2 separate regions of the Homo sapiens genome follow, and region 1 is linked to region 2. Evidence: chromatin contacts called from ENCODE Hi-C or POLR2A ChIA-PET data. All regions are on one chromosome and are shown on one strand. The core of a region is the stretch at or near the end of the contact, and the rest is flanking DNA. Distances in the headings are between cores, read along the strand shown.

Region 1 (5,784 bases), core at 2,907-5,406, 7.2 Mb after region 2:
AAAACTGCTAAAACATACAACACTTCAACTTTAAAACAACACCTAAAAAGTATTACTACATAATCTAACTTTCAATCACCTCAATAAACTGTCACTTAATAAAATTTAAAGATTTGTTGTCGTTAATACAACAGACAATTCAAACTTAAAAGCTTGCTCCCAAGTACAAATATGTTTGGTAAGATCCAATAAATGGCATAAAACCTTCTGTAGCTCAATGATCATCGTAATACAGAAATTACACCAGGCACGGTGACTCTCGCCTGTAATCCCAGCACTTTGGGAGGCTAAGGCGGGAGAGTCACCTGAGCCCAGAAGTTCGACACCAGCCTGGGCAACACGGCAAAACCTCATCTCTACAAAAACTACAAAAATTAGCCAGGTGTGCCTGTAGTCCCAGCTACTCAGGAGGCTGAGGTGGGAGGATTATTTGAGCCCAGGAGGCAGCAGTTACAGATCGTGCCAGCCAGGGTGAAATAGTGAGACTCTATATCAAAAAGAAAAATAAAAAAGAACGAAAGAAATTGGGAACACACAGAAAAAGAAACAAAATTTAGGCCTAATACACTCAACATTAAATAGATTCTGAATTGCAATTTTTGCTAAAGCAAAATACAAATTACAAGAAGCTTCTCATCTTTTATCACATAAGAAATAAAGTTGTAAGAAATAAGCTAAGTTTTTAGTACTAATAATTACTAGCAAATTCTCTGAGATTTGCTATACTTATAATAACAGGAAGTACTTGTATGAAGTTAGAAATTTATTTTAGTAACTTTTTCCTTTTAACGTTAAAAGCACCTTTTTAAAAAATGCAGTAGAATGTAATGCTGAGCACTTAAAATTAGTATTTCTAAAAAGATACCAAAAAATTTGCATTTGGCTAGTATTACCAAGAAACTTTTAAGGCTAAAGTTTCCAACATACTTTCATTTTTTTAAACAGACTACTTAAAAAAAAAAAGGAAACGAAAGGAAGAAAAAAAACATTTTAATCTCAGACTTTCAACTTAACTACATTTCTTTTAACCAAACATTTATAGAGCACCTAAGAAGTGACAAGCACTACAACACTGGGAAATGTGACACATTACATTTACTCCAAACTAAACCTTTTATTTATTCGGCTTCTGAACTTATTATTTCTTACTCAAACCAAAACTTTTCTTAAGAAATTCTCACCCAACATCAAGGTACATATACGAGTTACCTAATAAATGCACTTTCACCACTGTTTTACACAGGTGATGAGAGTTATAGCTAGGATTTGTGACTAACAAAAGGGATTCATTCCTGAAACATGTCTATGCTTCATGAAATGAGATAGGAATAAACTGTTTCAGGTAGTTTACAGCATCCCAAACTCAAAGAGAAAACCTTAAAAAAATTAGACTAAACTTAATTACTCTGTATAGTAGACCAAGATTTAAGTAGCCACAGCTTTTACCTTCTACAACCACAAGTATTACAAATTTTAATTTGGATGCAAAATTGTCAAAGCAGTCTTGATTCTGAGGACAAGTGAAATATTTTTTTAAATAGTTCAAAGGAACTGTCAAAAGTAGACAACGTTGATATTCTAACATGCTATCTGTTGCATTTCTACACTTGTGAACACTCTACCCTTTTCAAGCACTTCTGAATTTGTAATGGATGAAAAAATACAAGCTAGTGTCTAAGTTCCACCAGTTGAATCCAGACTTTTCAAAAATCTAAGGTTTTATTCTAGCATGTGTTTAAAAAAAAAAAAGACAGCATTCATATACATATTCTCTCAAGTAACAAAAATACCTGTATTTTTATCGTTATCATTTCTTCCAACAATTAAGCAAATTTTTTGACCCTATTCTCCACTCAGTTAACATATTGACATCTAAGAGGAACCTGGCCATCAGTTTTCCACACATCATAATGCAACAGAGCCTCTGACTTATTTACAGACCAACCAGATCAATAAAGAAAAATAAACCATATAACCCCAAGTCACTGGAAATACAAGAAACAACTGGTATCTCTGAATTGTGTAAAAAATCACAAAAATTCTCTTTTTAAATCTTTCAATTAAATTATTTTTGTGACGAGTCAAAGAGTTTTCTGCTAAAATTTTACAGTACTGTTCACACAATAAATAAGATTCTCTTTCATCAGTGTAACTGATAGAACCACAATACAGTTCAGTTTCTAGGGTCAGATTACCTGACTTGCTTTTTATTTTACCTTTTAAAACACTTTAATTCATGCCGTTATTCCTCTCATTCCCTACAAAAAGAGATGTTCAATATGGGAGAATCATCTTCAGTTGAGACATCCTATAACTGCCTCCAACTCCACAGCAAAGCCCGCCAGCTGACCCCGGTCTCTCTGGGGAAGGGCTCGGTCACCAAGTCACCAAACACACCTTCCTCTGCAAAACTCGGAAGCCCCACACGACGACCTCGTCGAAACCTCCTACTTCCTGAATTCGATAACCCCAGAGATTCGTTTTCCGCAGGCAATCTTACCTTCATGATGACTCTGGGACCAAGGTATCCTCTAAAACACCAGGTTCAGCTGCACCTGGAGGGGAAACAAAAGACACCCAGTCAACACCACAGGAGCCCCTCTGCACTGGCGGAGGCGGAGGGAAAGAAGCGAGCGACGTCCGAACCCCGAAGAAAGAGCCGCAACCAGGCGCCAGCCCCCGAACCATCACACGCCGACTCGGGGCTCCCTCCGGCCCCGCCATCCCCGCAAACCCAACCACCTACACAGCTCGGCAGCTTCCCGTCCCCATTGTCGAGACCCGACGGAGTTTCCCGTCTACGACAATGACGCCATTTCTGTCAGAGAAGAAACTCACAACAAGCCCGGCGTCCGGCGCAGGGCCGGCCGCTCTCCCCTAGGGCCTCGGCGCCCGGCCGAGCGAATCCGCGCCCCCACGCGCCGCGTCCGAGCGAGAGGCCGGCCGGGGGCCACCGAGGGGCCAGGAGGGCCTGTGGGCCGCGGGCAGGACCGGCCCGCCACAGAGCCCCTGCCCACGTCCCGTTCCGGGCTCAGACCCGACAAGTGGGAGCGAGATCAACATCTGGCCCCGCCGCGGGGACAACGTGAGGGCCGAGGGCCCCGGAGGCGGAACGGCCCCCACCCTGCCCGGGCCCCCGACCGCGGCCGCTAAACCGCTGAGTGTGCGGCCGCCCAGCCAGGGGGCGGCTCGGACACAGCGGCTGCGGGGGGTGGGGGTTCCCGGGAGGCCGAGGCCCCGAATTCGGGCGCCGCAGGGACCACCACCGCGATCTTCCTCTGCTCCTTGGCCGGGCCCAGCGACTCCCAAAAGAACCCCCTTAGGAGACCACGAAAGCCCCAGAAAATATCCCTACCTTCCTCGGAGGCGAGATCTGACCCTGGCACGTCCAGAGTCCCCTCTCTCCTTCTCCCCCCCAAAACCAGCAGGCCCGGGGGAGAGATGGGGAAGAAGGGCGGCGGGTCCAGCGGCTGCTGAGGCAGAGGCTCCGGCTCCTCCTCCTCCCGCGGCGGCGACTGGTACCTTTGTTTGGCGGCCGCTCGGGCTCCCTGGTTGGGGGGAGGGGGACGACGAAAAATCCCCCCCGGACTGGAGGTCCGGGCCCCCAATCGCGCTGCCCTCCAGAGGACGGCGGCGATGGACCCTCTGCAGCTCCCTCCGGGCAAAGGTCCAGGCGGTGGCCGTGGCGGCGGCAAGATGAAGCTCAAGAGTCTCCCTCCGCTTCGGCGACCGAGCTCCTCACTCCGGACTCGACTGACGGGCAAACATCGCTTCCCCCCCACCGACTCTAGGTTCCCCCCCTTTCTCCCCTCCCCTAGATTTTTTTTCCCCCCCTCCCCTACCTCTTTCCCGGATGGCCTCTTAGACGACCTTGGATTGGTTAAAGTTCTTTAGAACCCGCCTATACACTGTTCCTATTGGTCCCTGGATACAAACAACGACGCCATTTTCCCACCAGTTCTATGGAAACAGAAAGTTACGCCTCAAGGCTTTCTGGGAAATAAAGTCCATACTCTGGGGCCAACGCGCAAATCCTCGTCCGCGAGAACTGCAAGGCCCGCAATGCCCTGCGCCTGCGTGGACCGGTGCGGGGGCGGGGGGGAGGTGAAAGGGGCGGGGCAACAAAGCAGTAGGGAGGCGGCAACGACGCCTGCGCAGTGTGACCGGGATGGCGCATTTTCTTGCACCAACTAATGCGGTGTCGCTGGCGGCTGAGGAGGGCGGAGAGTTCTGTGGTGAAATAGTGGGAAGGATTCATGTAGGCATCGGGAAGAGCCTAAGTCCACATTATAAAATAGGAAGTTGATGCGGGGTACAGTTACTCCCGGACCGGCGGCGTGAAAGTCGTGATATCATCGTTGAACTGTGAGCGGCAGTGGCGGCGGCTGGGGGGAACCCGGATGGGAAGAAGGGCGGGGGAGGCTGGGAGGCGGGGCAGAGGAAAGAAAGAAAGGAGAGTGAGGACCCGGATGCTGAACCGGATTGTGTATGAATTTTCCATCCCCTAGCTTTAAGCGAGGAGGGAGAGGAAGGGTTGGCCAAGTGGGGCGGAAGGGAGCATCTGAGCGAGGAGGAAGCAGAAACCTCACCGTTTCTTCCCCTCCGGACTCTGTGCTAGCACTGTATACGTTTGCAGTTCTCTGCCCAGCCGCTGTGGAAAATCGGCCTCGAAGTGATTGAAATTCCCTGTTTATATCAGGCGGCTTCTTTCAGATCCATCGTCTTTCTCCCGGAGTATGAATGGAAGGATTCAGTATGCGCTTCACATTTGTATGTCTCTGGCCATTCTCAAACCAGGCCCTTCCCTTTGAAAAGTCTTTTGCATGGGATGTTCACTTCTTAGACGCAAGGTTGTGTGCCCTGGTTTCATCGTCTAACGCGTTAGAAGGCGCTTTCATTTCTTCATGGGTGTTGAGCGCCGACCACTGGGGTGGCCTCTGCCTTCGTAGACCTGCGCCTGGTGAGACGGACAGATGCTGAACAAAACGATGTGAAATTACCGCAGTGGCAGTGCCCCAGAGGAGAGTTCCACGGTGATAGGAGAATGAGGGAATTTGGCTTCTTTAGGGAGGGAAAGGAAGGGTTTCTGAGCAAGTGAGGATCGAGCTGAGAGCTGAAGGGCTAGCAGGAGTTAACTAAGGAAAGAGAAAAGGAAAAGACATTCCAGACAAAAAGACTAACTTGTCAGAAAGCCCTGTGGCGGAAGGGAGCTTTTCCAATATGAAGAACTGAGCCTGGAGAGATGGGATGAGGGGGAGTGTCGAACCTTTTAGGCTTTGTAAAGGAGTTTTGGTTTTCTCCTAATAGCAATGGGATATCTTCCAAGGAATCTCAATCAAAAGGGAGAGATGGCTCCGATTGGAATGTCATCCCTGGCTGAAGAGTAGAGGAAGCGAAAAAAAGAAGAGTTAAAGAGGCAAATGCAGGGAACCCGACGAGGAGGCTATTGCCGTAGTAGTTCACATGGTGAAAAGAATGGAGCGTTTGTATTAATGATTATGGATTCACTCTTTGAACAAATTTCTGGCAGCTTTTTAGTTTTGAAAGTGAGAAGTTTCAGACTCTCACTGAGGTATTCTGTAGTTTTTTCACTCTAAAAGGAAACTAGTAGAGTTCATGTAACACACACTAATGCCTCTTTACATTTAACTTTAGTATGTGATAGCTGAAATTTCCAGCTGTGATAAATTGGGAAATCCTTTGATTTAAAAGAAAAACAAAGGCGGGTGAGGGTGAGAGTATATGCCACGGTGTGTAGAATCCTTTAGACTCTTAAGAAGACAC
Region 2 (6,094 bases), core at 1,513-4,012:
CCAGTGGGCCCGGCCCGGGGCACCAGGTTGCCGCACGCCTTTCCTGCTGCCTGTGCAGGGGTGGAAGCAAATTCCTCCTCTGGCTGAGGACCAGGCTGACGTGAGCCCAGAGGAACTCGACCCCCGCCCGTGGGTGTTGTCTGCGCCACTCCCTGCCCCGGGTTTCATCCTGCCTGCCTTCCGCTCTGTCCGCATGGGGCTGCCCGGGGGGTACCGGGTCACCCTCAGGAACGCCAGGCTCTGGCAGAGGAAGGGGTGGCGGCTGCAGCCAGTGGCTAGGGAGCGCATTCTAGGCCTGGCCTATCTCAGTCAGGAAGCTGGCGTCTGGCGGGGGACTGAGGCCCAGGGACCTTGGGGGACCCAGCTGATTTGCTCCAGGCTCCTCACCATGCCCGGAGCCTCGCCTGGTTGGGTAGGCAGGGTCCGGGGCCTCACAGGGCTTGGGGCAGGTGGGGATGCTGTGAGGAGGGTCCAGAAGGGCAAGCGGGAGCTCCAGGGATGAGGAAGCTGCAGTGAAGAGAGTGGGCTAACGGCAGGGCCTCCATGGCCACATCCAGGGCCTGCGGGAATTCGCTGACTGCCCAATGTCACCTGAGCCCCTAAGGCATGCCGGCTGCTGGCCCAGGCCCTCAGGACACGGCAGGGAGCTATGGCAGAGACTTTCTGCTTGGCCAAACTCCGGCTGGGATCTGGAACTTTCTCCTAGGCCCATCTGTGCACTTGCTTGGAAAATCCAGTTTTAGTAAGAGCCCTACTGAGTCAGTTTAGCCAGAACCCCACACCCTGGATATCTCACCCTCGATGACATCCAACCAGGTCCCTCATCCTCCACCATCACCTGGTGACGTCTGATCACCCTGCCTGCCTAGAGCAAGGACCCTGTGAGGTGGGTTTAGCCAGACCCCTCAGCCCTGATGTCTCCTTAGTCATTCCCACCCACAGACCCCACGCTGCTCCTCGGCTTCTCCACCCTCTGCCCTGCTGTGTTGGGGTTGAGCTCCATCTCCCCCAAGGCCGCCAGGCAGGGCCCCACACCACATGATGCGCCTTGGTGCAGTCTTCCTCACTGATGTTACTACGCATCATGAGGAATTTTTTTATTCAACAGATACAAAGACCTCTGCTTGCTGGGACTCTGCACCATAAGGACACATTGAGTAAGTCTTCTTTGGTGCTTTGAGTGGAGGGCAGTGGAGAGGGGAATGTCAACAGGGTGCATGGGCCCCAGGAGGCCAGCAAGGCAGGGATGGCTTGGACCAGGGCAGTCAGACTCTAGGGCTGAAGGCTGCTGGGGCCACCTTGTAGATGTGTCACCTACTACCAGGGAAAGTGGCCACTGTACAGGGCTGCTCAGCAGGGGGTATGGGACATCACTCCTCGAGAAAGCACGGTGGGGTGGATATGTCATAGCAGTGTGTGGTTCCTGCCTAAATTGTCCTCTGTGAGTTCAGCTGTGAAGAGAGGACGAGAGTTATTGGAAGGACGTCCTGTGGTCTGGAAGGACGTCCTGTGGGAGGACAGGCTGGGCTCCAGGGGAGCTTGGAATCCTGCACTGAAGAGGACTATAGACACATGATGGGGGTGACCCTGGCCTGAAAAAAGCAGAAGTTACCAAGGATGTGATTTGAAGCTGTGATTGTGTCTCATCATGTCACACTGATTAGGGGTGCGGAGGGGTTGTGGGCTGGATGGTGCCTGTCCTTATCCGTGGAGACACTTGGGGATGGAGCCTCCTGCCACCTGCAGCTGAAGTCCCAATGGTCCAGCAAATGAAAAAAATGACACAACAGCCACACGTGGACGCTGGCGAACTGGTAGGAAAGAGGAAGCGGCCGGGTGCGGTAGCTCACGCCTGTAATCCCAGCACTTTGGGAGGCCAAAGCCGGTGAATCGCTTGAGCCTAGGAGTTTGAGACCAGCCTGGACAACATGGGGAGACCATTTCTACAAAAAAAATACAAAAATTAGCTGGTGTGGTGGCTAGCGCCTGTAGTTCCAGCTACTCAAGAGGCTGAGGAGGGAGGACTGCCTGAGCTCTGGAGCTTGAGGCCAGCCTGGGCAACATAACCAAGACCCTGTCTTTACAAAAAATAAAAATAAAAATAAAAATAAAAATAAAATGCTGATACATGCTAGACCGTGGATGGACTTTGAGAATACTATGCTGAGTGAAATAAGCCGTCGCAAACGACAAATCCCGTAGGATTCTGCTCCTGTGAGGTCCCTAGAGGAGGCACGCTCATGGAGCCAGAAGGTACAATGGGAGCTCCAGGGCCTCGGGAGTGGGTGTTTAACAGGGAGTTTCAGGTTGGGAGGATGAAGAGGTTCTCGAGATGAGTGACGGTGCCCGACATGGGTGGGTGAAAACGAGGAAGGCCACCGAATGGGACATGGGATGGCGCTTAAGAGGCCGGCAGAAACCTCGTTACCTACCGAGGGTGGAGCCTGCGTGCTGACGGATAGGCCGAGTCCCCGCCCCGAAACACACCCCGCGCACGATGCTCCGCCCCACACGCATGCCCCACCCACCCAGCAGGCACGCTCGCCCCGCCCGCCCCTTCCAGCTCGGGAGGCCCTGCTCCTCACGCACGCACTCTCAGTCGGCCTCAACCGGCGCTGCTCCGCCCCTCAGGCACGCACGTTCCGTTCACCCCTCACGCACGCACTCTGCGCCCGCCCCTTCCCGCCTCCCTCCGGCGGCCACCGCCAGGGGCCGCTGTGGCACCCGCCCCTCCCGCTTCCTTGGGCCCTTCCCGCTGCCCCACTCTTGTCCAAGATGGCGACCGCGGCGCTGCTTCGAGGCGCCACTCCGGGGCGCGGCGGCCCGGTCTGGCGCTGGCGGCTGCGCGCGGCCCCAAGGTGCCGCCTGGCCCACAGCTCCTGCAGTCCTGGTGGCGACCCAACGGCCGGAGCGGCCTGGGCCTGCTTCCGGCTGGACGGGCGCACCCTGCTGCGCGTGCGTGGCCCCGACGCGGCGCCCTTCCTGCTAGGGCTGCTGACCAATGAACTGCCGCTTCCGAGTCCTGCGGCCGCGGGGGCCCCGCCTGCTGCGCGCGCGGGCTACGCCCACTTCCTGAACGTGCAGGGCCGGACGCTCTATGACGTCATCTTGTACGGGTGAGCGCGTGCTGGGAGGGCGCTCGGGGGCGGGCACCCAGGGGAGTGGCCAGGGACCGGCACCCAGGGACAGGGCGGGCGCCCGGGGCCTGCAGAGGGCGTGGGGGGTGGGCACCCGGGGAGGGCCGGGATGGGGTGGAAGCTCAAGGGTGGGTGGGCCAGCGACTGGCACTCAGGGTCAGGCACCCAGGAGATTCCACTTGGGATGGACACCCAGGGGAAGCTCACCCAGGGCCCAGCACCCGGGGGAGGGCACCCAGAGGAGGGCTTGGCTCAACACCCAGGGATGGGTCAGCGACTCATCCAGGGGAGGCCTGGGGGCCAGCCCACCATATCAGAGCAGAGGCGTCTCTAGGTGGGCACCTCCCAAGTGGGCCATCTGGTGACCCTTCTCCCTCCGCAGGGACAAGGGGTTCAGGGGCCCCGCCTGGTGGCAGAGCTGTGTTTCTGAGTGACAGCTTGTGGTGACACTCCCGAGTTCTGTTTACCTTGTGTTTCCCTGTGTCTCCCCATAGCTGGTCACATTGGCATTTGGCTCAGTCATCTGTGCTGACATCACGACTGTCAGTGATGTTCATGCCGGGTCAGGGCCTTGACTGCTTACAGCCTTGGGTTTCCCTTGCCCAGCTTCCAGGGACCTGGATCCCTGAAACCTCCGCCCGGTGGAGTGGATCTGGTTCGCGGCCGCCTGCCTGCTGTCCCTGCTATGGCGGACCCGGTTCTTGTTCTCTTCAGCTTACTCCTGTGTTTTGGTTTCAGGGGATGGACACCTTTTTAATGACTTCCTGAGCTACGTGGGGTGAATTTTTGGACTCATTGTGTCTCTGCTAGTGGCTTTACCTGATATCCTGGCTGGGTGTAAAAATCTAGCTTGGAAATTGTCACCGACAATGTTCACATCACAACTTTGTTTTCTCGCTGCCAGCTTTTCTGAGAAGTCTGGTGCCGTTCTTATTTGTATGTGAACTGTGTTTTTCTCAGAAGCTTTTCTTTATTCTTGATGTCGTGAAATGTCATGCTGATGTGTCTTAGTTTGGGCTTTTTCCATATCACATCTCTGGGCACTTAGTGGGCTCTTTAAATCTAGAACCAGAGTTGGTGAAATACGGCCCTGAGGTCAGACCCAGCCCATTGCCGGTGTTTATAATAAAATTCTCTGGGAACCCCACCCGTTGGATTCCAGGTGGTCTGGGGCTTCTTTTTTTTTTTTTTTTTTGAGACGGAGTTTTGCTCTTGTTGCCCAGGCTGGAGTGCAATGGCACAATCTTGGCTCATTGCAACCTCTGCCTCCAGGGTTCAAGAGATTCTCCCGCCTCAGCCTCCCAAATAGCTGGGACTACAGGTGCCTGCCACCATGCCCGGCTAATTTTTGTATTTTTAGTAGAGACAGGGTTTCACCATATTGGCCAGGCTGTTTTCACACTCCTGACCTCAGGTGATCCACCCGCCTCGGCCTCCCAAAGTGCAGGGATTACAGGTGTGAGCCACTGTGCCCGGCCTGGGGCTGCTTTTGTCTGGAGTGGTAGAGTTGTGGCACGAGTGTGGCCCTCAAGCCTAAGTTATTCACTGGCCCTTTACAGAAAAAGTGTGCCCACCCTAGCTCAATAGGCTTAAATCTTCATGTCCCAGTTCAGAGATATAGTCATCATAGTCTGTCTTATGTATTCATTACATTCTGTCTAGCTGCTTTAATTTCTTCATCTTAAGAACTACATTCTTTGATTCTCTGGAGCCTTCTATGTTAGTACTTTGCTGTTCACATGTTAGCCTTACAATGATGTTGATTTTGGTCCCCAAATTCCCTTCCATATTTCTATAGTCCTCTCTTGTCCTTTTCCCTTTGAGTCCTAGTTCAATTGAATTCCTATTCTTAATAAGTGTTTTGTGGTGTAAAGTACAGCTGACTTTGCACTACATAGGTCACTTATGCGTGGATTTTCCTTCACCTCTGCCACCCTGAGACGGCAAGACCAACCCTTCTTCTCCTTCCTCCTCCTCAGCCTACTCAACATGGAGACCATGAGGATGAAGATGTTTATGTTGATCCATTTCCATTCAGTGAAGTGGAACTACATTTCCTCTTCCTTAGGATTTTCTTCCTGGGATTTGTAGCTTACCGTATTGTAATACAGTATATAATAGCATAAAACATAAAAAATATGTGCCACTTGACTGCGTATGTTATGCATAAGGCTTCCAGTCAACAGGAGTCTGTTAGTAGTTAAGCTTTTGGGGAGTCAAAGCTTAAAGGTGGGTTTTCAACTGTGTGGGGGCCAGTGTCCCTAGCCCTTGCATCATTCAAGGGTCAGCTGTCTGTCCTTTCTGTGTCTCAGGGCTTTTTCCTCTTCATCCTTTCTTGCCTGGTCTGGAGCTTGTCTGCAGACCTACTGGGCCCCAGCTCCCCTTACCAAGCATATGCTTGGTGGCTCCTCTGTGTCTTTCTATTTGCTCTCATTGTGGGGGTCTCTGTCCTCGAGGTCTGCAGGAGGAGTTAATTTTCTTCACTTGTGCTGGGTGTCTGGTGTGTCCGCCACTGTTCTGAGTGCTGAGGGCATTGGAGGCGGCTCTGTTCTTCCCCAGCTCAGCACTGAAGGGTGACGTCATCCAACTCTGGTCTCCCTTCTGAGATGTGACACAACGTCACAGGCCAGGGAGCTCCACTCTGAGGGGTCAGGTGGGGCGGGACCATCCTCCGTGGGATTCAGCATCTGTGTAATAATACTTGAAACCCTCTAGCTTCAGTTCTGTTGGAGTTCATGGCCCTGTTTCTCCTCAGCCGTCAGAAGAGGGACACAACAAGGTTACCTCCTTGAGTGTCTCCCCAGGGGTGGTGGGTGACAGGTGTCCAGATGCCACCCCTCCCAGCTATGTGGCATGGGTGGGCTTAGGGCTGCGCTCGTTGGGCACGTTTAGTTCAGTTCATGAGAGTGTAAACTCTTTTCCTTGTCGGGCTGCTGTTGGCTGTTGACCTCCCTCTC

The links. Hi-C counts contacts between places; a loop is a spot of excess contacts on that map. ChIA-PET counts read pairs that join two places held with the same protein, here RNA polymerase II (POLR2A). Pooled maps may share reads with other maps.
Region 1: a map of naive thymus-derived CD4-positive, alpha-beta T cell shows a loop between it and region 2 (20-fold over the local background). The contact joins the promoter of GGPS1 here to the promoter of IBA57 in region 2. A Hi-C loop is called at or near these places in 1 of 168 maps with a recorded cell type or tissue (naive thymus-derived CD4-positive, alpha-beta T cell) and 6 of 50 pooled maps. POLR2A ChIA-PET finds 5 or more read pairs at or near these places in 1 of 52 experiments (T-cell).

The regions. Positions count from the first base shown.
Region 1 is chr1:235,324,414-235,330,197 of GRCh38, forward strand. It overlaps GGPS1 (geranylgeranyl diphosphate synthase 1), which reads left to right and starts at 4,157. Exons shown (of 4, transcript NM_004837.4): 1 at 4,157-4,365. It overlaps ARID4B (AT-rich interaction domain 4B), which reads right to left and starts at 3,766. Exons shown (of 24, transcript NM_016374.6): 1 at 3,356-3,766; 2 at 2,501-2,555. The coding sequence starts at 2,506. RefSeq lists enhancers at 2,447-2,636, 2,655-3,180, 3,917-3,976, 4,217-4,306, 4,807-4,956 and silencers at 2,887-2,976, 2,987-3,216, 3,387-3,436.
Region 2 is chr1:228,163,042-228,169,135 of GRCh38, forward strand. It overlaps IBA57 (iron-sulfur cluster assembly factor IBA57), which reads left to right and starts at 2,763. Exons shown (of 3, transcript NM_001010867.4): 1 at 2,763-3,116. The coding sequence starts at 2,776. It overlaps IBA57-DT (IBA57 divergent transcript), which reads right to left and starts at 2,471. Exons shown (of 2, transcript NR_103540.1): 1 at 2,433-2,471; 2 at 1,045-1,451. It overlaps LOC124904534 (a long non-coding RNA gene), which reads left to right. Exons shown (of 2, transcript XR_007066913.1): 1 at 1-412; 2 at 1,109-2,141. RefSeq lists an enhancer at 2,348-3,250 and a silencer at 2,355-3,394.